2 separate regions of the Homo sapiens genome follow, and region 1 is linked to region 2. A link is a contact called in ENCODE POLR2A ChIA-PET data. All regions are on one chromosome and are shown on one strand. Each heading gives the region's core, a stretch centred on a gene start or an enhancer-like site at or near the end of the contact. The rest is flanking DNA. Distances are from core to core; before and after follow the strand shown.

Region 1 (3,386 bases), core at 778-3,277, 530 kb after region 2:
ACCAATAGGCTCAGAGACAGCAAATACCCTTCTGAGACCACACGTTGGATTGTGGTCAGGAACTCCACTCTCTGGCCACCACACTTCGTCCTGGTCACATCTCACTCTAACCCTCGCTGGAGTCAGAATGACTAAGTTTACAGGCCAGTCTGGTGTGACTTTGTAAGAACTACCTCTCTGGAGGCCAAGTTTAGGTCCCTGACCATTAACTCTGAAAACCCATTAATCCCCCCTCCTCTCCCCTCCCCCATCCCGCTCCCCGCAATGGCCGATGGACCCCCTGTGGGGGCAGATAGATCCATCCCTCCTAAGGGACCGATCCTGTCTATCTCCCTGTCCCAGGTACTTTAAGTTCGTCCCAAGCCAGCAATTCCCACCCCTTGCTGAAGGCCCCTGGCTCCAGGCCTACCCTGGCCAACAGATCTGGGGTATAAGGACCCGAGGGGCCCGCCATCCAACCCCGCGTGCCGAAGGCGCCCATCCCTATTCCACTCAGATTAAACGAGAGAGGCTGAAAGGTTTAAACGCTTTATTGTGCCCAAAAAAAGGCCCATGGAATGAAGGGAAGAGCCGCGCAGCCCTGAGCCCGGAGCGATTGTTTGTCGCGCACCCAAAGGCAAGGAGGGTGGGGAGCTGGGAAAGGATGCGCGGCCTCCGCGTCCCCGCGCGCCTGGGCCCGGCCAACCAGCGACCCCGCCCGGTGGGCAGGCGCGGCCTCGGCCATCGGCGCCTAGGGGCCAGTAACCATGACGACGGCCGTTGCCAAGGCCGAGAGCCAATAGAGGCGTCGCCGGGGCTGTTTCAAAAACCTAAAGCAAACAACGAAAAACGCTACATCGTTGGGGGAGGGGAAAGACTGAGAGGACCCGGGGCCCCTCCCTGAGGCTCAGACCAGGCCTCGCGGCCCCGGCCGGCGTGAGCCGTACAAAATCTACGTCACTTGGGGTAGAAAAACAAAAACACCGAAAAGCCCACGCCGGCCGCTCTGACCGGCCGACACGCTCACTTGCGGCCCTTGGGCACTTTGGGGACGCTGGGCTTGGCCGCCTTCTTCACCTTCTTGCCCCCGGCGGCCGCCGTCTTCTTGGCCTTGCCGCCTTTGTCCTTCTTGGCGCCAGCGCCCTTCTTGTGCGAGCGCTGCTCCGGCTTCTGGCCCCTGGCGGGCTTCTTGTCCGCGCGCCGGGAGCCGGCCGCGCCCGGGGCTGCCTTCTTCGCTTTGTGCGCGGTGGGGGCCGGGGCGGTGGCGGCCGCCGGGGCTCCGCGCCGCTCCCCGCCGCCCTCCAGCTTCTTGCGGTTGAGCTTGAAGGAACCGTTGGCGCCGGTGCCCTTCACCTGCAGAAGCGTGTCGTTCTGCACCAGCGCCTTGATCGAGTACTTGAGGTAGGTGCGCCCATTCTGCTGGTCGAACCACGGAACCTTCTTGGCCTCGGTGTAGATCTTGGCCAGCGACGAGCCGTTGCGCTCGCCCAGCCTACGGATGGTCTCCACCACCAGCTGGCTGTACTTGCCCGGCTGGTTCTTCTTCTTGCTATTCTTCCTCTTCTTAGATGGGGACAACGCCGCCGAGCCGCCAGCCTTGGTCACCTTCTTGGCCATTCCCTCGGCGGTCGTCACTGGCAGGGCCTCCTCGAGCTCCACGGACATGGTAGCAAGAGGATTGGTGGCGGGCGGCGCGCGGAAGCCGGGGGGCCGCGCCGGGAAGAGGAAGGCGAGGGGCCGAGGGGGTGCAGGGGGGCTGGGGGCGCGCGGCGGCTCCAGGCGGGAGCGGCCGCGGCCGGGCCTGGGGCCGGGCGGCAGGGCTGGGGTGGGGGCCGGGCCGGGCCGGAGCGAGGGTTGGGGGGCCCGGAGCCGGGGCCGGACTAGGGGACCGAGTTGGGGGTCAGAGACCGAGTCCGAGCCGGCGGCTGGAGCTGGGGACGTAGACCTAGGCCGAGCCGGAGCGAAGAGAAATCCCGCCGAACGCGAGACACCGCCGCCGCAGCTTCCACTGGCGCCTCTGGAACTCGCTGGGCGTGCGCGCTGCGCTCTGGCGGGAGGGCGCTTCTCTCGGCTTTTTATAGCTTCATGGCGGACCACGTTGAGAACAACAACAGCCTGGTCCGGGGCCAGCGCCAACTTGTGCTTCTTGGAGCCCCTTCTCCGGCCGCTGGCTTCTCGGACCGCGCCTCTCCAGCGCCGCCGCGCCCGCAGCGGGGCGCCCCGGACAGGGCCTGAGCTCCCGGCGCAGTGGAGAGGCGACTTGCGTCCTGGAAGGGCTCAGCAAAGGCGAACGGAGAGGTGCACCCTAGGCTGCGGGAGCGCGAGAGGAGGGGGGCACCTCGTTTGGAGGCCAATAGCGCGGGCCCCAGAGGAGGCCCCACGGCCGGGAGCTTGGCGGCCGGCAACCCAGAGAACGCCACGGGCACCCGAGCCTTGTCCCGGCCCGGGGGGCTCCAGGCCTGCCCGCAAGAGGAGCTTTAATTTGTCCAAACTAACACAGGGCGCGCCCTCACGTGGTCGGCTGGGGCAACGTGAACTGCGCTAGGACATCCTCGGGGGTTTTCCGCCCCATCCAAAGGGGATGGCGGATGGGAGGCACTCTCCAGCTGCACCCCGGGTTCTGGTTGTGCCTCTGGGAGCCTAGGCACAACCCGGGGAATGGAGGACTACGGCAGGACCTCTCTAGGGACACTGCCTCGCCGCTCCCCCCACCCTGTTGCCGCTGATGTTCCCAGGGCCTCATTTTGTAATCCACAAGTAGCTGCCGCCGGTCCCCCCAAAGCCAAATGGGGGCTCCAGGGTGGGACAGGGTGGGCGGGGGTGAGGCTGTGACACCCAGAGGAATTCCTGTGAGAGGATGGGGAAGGGATTCGCTCTTAGTTCCTGGGTGCACCCCTCCCCCTCTCCCGTGCACAGGGAAATGATGGCGGGAACACAGCAAAGGAGACCATGTCCTGGAGAGGGTCCCGGGCCCCACCCTCCCCGGGGGGGCTTGTGCAAGGCTGGCGGCCCGATCTCTGCTGATTCCAGTATTGGGGGTGCAGAGAAGGCACAGGACAGTTTTTGTTGAAGCCGTTGCAGCCTCCACTTGGGGAAGCTGAGGCCAGGGTAAGATGCTCGGGTAGGAGAGGGGATCCCTTTGGGGGTAGGTGATGTAGGGCACAGGAGTGGGGCTGGGGCTGGGGGGTGGCAGGGTTGCAGGCAGGAGACAGTCTCCAGAGGCCCAGCATAGAAAAGCGATGGAGGGGTGAGGGGGGACAGGACGCTGGCGAATTGGGGTTCCCAGAGTGAGAGACAGGAACATTTACAGGTGGACAGAGTAAAAGGCCCTGAAAAGGGGGTGGGTTGGTGCATTTGTGGCCTTGGGCCCAAGCAGGCTTCTCTGGGTGAGGGCTAGCAGCACCTCC
Region 2 (3,450 bases), core at 910-3,409:
AATGTATTCTACTAATCCAAGAAATGCCGAGTGATTAAAACATTTGTGAGTCTGATCAGATTATGCTGACAGAGTGTATATGTAGGTTCATCTCATCATAATTGAAAACAATGCATACTTAGCAGCAAGGGAAATTTTGAGATTATCCATGTGCTGAATATCATGCAACCTTAATGTTAATAACATGGGAAGATATTTAATATAGAAAAAGCAAGATGCAAAGTTATACATGGTATATAACCTCAACCATTTGAAGGAAAACTAGAAAGACATATACTCTAATACTAATAGTGATTGCTTCTGGGAGATGGAATTGTCAGTAGCTTTTTGTCTTCATTCTTTCGTACCTTCCTGAGTTTTCTACAATTTGATACCATAGTTAGGGTGGGAACAGTGCAGGGGAGCAGAAAAGCCAACTGTGATTAGGACCCAGTTGTTGCAGACAGGCAACTTGGAAACACCAACCAACTAAAAATGTTAACAAACTATAGAACATTAATTGGTTTAACTGTCATGGCTTTGTTGAACCTTTAGCATTTGTTCAAATATCTAGTGCTATCATTACGGTTTTGGATCGGGCACAACATGTAAATCAGAACAGTAGTTGTAGACTCTTCACATCAGTGGTTTCCAAACTTGGTGTGTATGCCTGAATTGCCATAAAAGACTTGTTAAAAGTCCCAGCCCTCACAAGCCAGAATCCTCCTTTGGGTGAGAGCTGGTACTGCAAAATGGCATGGTAGGACCTGGGCTGACACTCCTGGTAATTCCAGCTCTGCCACTTCGTTGCTGTCTGACTGTGGATGTGATGAACACCTGGTTCAATTTCATCTCCTGCATTTTACACTGTTGTTTTGATGGCTTTGCAGATATAGTAATCCTCTTTATCTGCAGTCAATCGTGGTCTGAAAATATTAAACGGGAAACTATAGAAATACTATTCTTAAGTTTCTTTTTGTTTGTCTGCTTTTTGAGACAGAGGGTTGTTCTGTCACCCAGGCTGGAGGGCAGTGGAGCGATCATAGCTCACTGGAGCCTTAAACTCCTGGGCTCAAGCCATCTTCCCACCTCGGCCTGCCGAGTAACTGGGACTTACAGGAGTGTACCACCATGCCCAGGTAATGTATTAAATATTTTGTAGCGACTGGGTTTCAACATGTTGCCCAGGTTGGTCTCAAAACTCCTGGCCTTAAGCAGTCTTCCTGCCTCAGCCTCCCAGAGTTCTGGGATTACAGGCATGAGCCACTGCACCCTGCCATAAGTTTTAAATTGCGTGCTGTTTGGATTAGCTTGATGAAGCTTGTGCTATCCCACCCAGGAAGTGAATCATCGCTTTGTCCAGGGTTTCTACACCATAGATGCTACCTGCCCGTTAGTCACTTAGTAGCTGTCTTGGTTATCACATCAATGTTGCAATGCTTGTGTTCAAGTAACTCATAATTGACTTAATAATGGTCCCAAAGCACAAGATGCTGGCAATTTGGTTATGCCACAGAGAAGCTCTTGAAGTGAAAAGGTAAAAATTGTTGACTTAATAAGGAAAGTGAAAAAATTGTATGCCGAGGTTGCTAAAATTTGTGAGAACATATTTTCTATCTTTGAAATTGTGAAGAAGGAAAAAGAAAATCATGCTAATTTTGCTGTGACACCTCATACTGCAAAAGGTAAAAGCCACAGTATATGATGAGTGGTTAGTTACAATGGAAAAAGCATTAAATTTGTAGGTGGAAAACATGAACATCATCAATGTGTCCTGACGGATGACAAGTTTGGTACTTGCTGTGTTTCAGGCATTCACTGGGGGTCTTGGGGCCTACCCCCCATGGATAAGTGGGTACTACTATACTTTGCTTTCAATTCCTGCAACACCATAAAGCCTTCACCTCCACGTGAGCTGTTATCCTACCTGCAAGAATTCAGACTTTCGAATTGCTAACTGACCCCCAACTTCCTAGCCCTTCCCTGCTGTCCTCATTTTCACCATAGCAGTCCTTTGCCCTTCCCCTAGGTACCCCTGTGTATTCCTGGTTAACCTCTTTCTGACCACCGACCTCTGCCCACCCAAGCCCTTGAACAATATTTTTCTTGATCTTTTTACCTGCTCATGTTTCCTTATTTTGTCTGCTTATGTGGCCATTTGGCTTTTCTGTGGCATAGATGAAGAAGGTGATGACTGCAGGCGAATAAAGGAAGATGCCAGCTTTTGATTTGTTATGAGAAACATTGTACTTGAAAGAAAGAATTGTTTCATCGTTCAAATACTGGTACCAATACTGGTAGTTTCGCTCTGAGGAGCTTCTTCCGATGCACACTGGTGAGGTTTGGTTTGGTGGCAGAAGGAAAGAAATGTGTTATGAATATACCTTATTCTAGAAAATTTTTAGAGGATATTAATATATACATGGATTAATGGATGTTATCTAAAATGCTTTCCTTGAAGGACCAGGTCTCAGAGATCTTATGTAACTCTTTCTTCCTTTCTACTCTGCTGGCTGCAGATTCTCCTGTGAGAGGAAGTGGTCGGTGCTTTAGAGAACTGTTTTCCAGTTAGAAATTTCAAACTTTGTAGCCTTTTTTTTTTTTTTTTTTTTAAATCTTTGACTTCATTTCGCTCTGTTGCCCAGGCTGGAGCGCAGTGATGCGATCTCGGCTCACTGCAACCTCTGCCTCCTGGGTTCAAGTGATTCTCCTGCCTCAGCCTCCCGAGTAGTTATTACAGGTGTGTTTCACCACACCCAGCTAATTTTTGTATTTTCAGTAGAGATGGGTTTTTACCATGTTGGCCAGGCTGGTCTCGAACTCTTGACCTCAAGTGATCTGCCCGCCTCAGCCTCTCAGAGTGCTGGGATTACAGGCATGAGTCACCCATGCCTGGCCATAGGCTTTTAAAAAATAATTTCAGTCTTCAGAAATCCATGAAGATGGAAATAGAAATTGATAACAAAAGCAGAAATTGCTTTTGGACATTTTGAAGCTAACTCTGCTTGGGCAGCTTCTTGTAGCAAAAGTTGCATTTAGTGTGTTTTGTTCCTGGCTTTTTTTTTTTTTTTTGAGATGGAGTTTCACTCTTGTTGCCCATGCTAGAGTGCAGTGGTGTGATCTCGGCTCACTGCAGCCTCCACCTTCCAGGTTCAAGCGATTCTCCTGCCTCAGCCTCCCAAGTAGCTGAGATTACAAGCGCGTGCCACCACGCGCAGCTTAATTTTTGTATTTTTAGTATAGCTGGTGTTTCACCATGTTGGCCAGGATGGATTTGTCAGTCTCTTGACCTCGTGATCCACCTACCTCAGCCTCCCAAAATGCTGGGATTACAGGCATGAGCCACCACGCCTGGCCCCTGGCTCTTTTCTAGAAACAAGTGTCCCATTCTTGATCTGGGAGAACATTAAGTACAAAAATATACCTTTTAACTTTTGCCAGTTTAAAGCCATCAATGTCCTGGTGAAAGAA

Evidence for each region. ChIA-PET counts read pairs that join two places held with the same protein, here RNA polymerase II (POLR2A).
Region 1: POLR2A ChIA-PET joins it to region 2 with 11 read pairs in activated CD8-positive, alpha-beta T cell. The contact joins the promoter of H1-10 here to the enhancer-like site in region 2. POLR2A ChIA-PET finds 5 or more read pairs at or near these places in 5 of 52 experiments (CD4-positive, alpha-beta memory T cell, activated CD8-positive, alpha-beta T cell, activated naive CD4-positive, alpha-beta T cell and 1 more).

Annotation. Positions count from the first base shown.
Region 1 is chr3:129,314,259-129,317,644 of GRCh38, forward strand. H1-10 (H1.10 linker histone) reads right to left here and starts at 2,028. Exons shown (of 1, transcript NM_006026.4): 1 at 513-2,028. The coding sequence starts at 1,644. The coding sequence ends at 1,003. H1-10-AS1 (H1-10 antisense RNA 1) reads left to right here and starts at 2,013. Exons shown (of 5, transcript NR_026991.1): 1 at 2,013-3,087. RefSeq lists silencers at 567-856, 1,237-1,366, 2,167-2,506.
Region 2 is chr3:128,786,757-128,790,206 of GRCh38, forward strand. The region is part of intron 1 of RAB7A (RAB7A, member RAS oncogene family); the gene reads left to right. Among named protein-coding and RNA genes, the nearest start is that of MIR12124, 58 kb to the right of the region's middle. Within about 2 kb of position 2,160, at least 10 of the 41 ENCODE cell types and tissues checked have a DNase peak (open chromatin) inside an H3K27ac peak, as active enhancers do.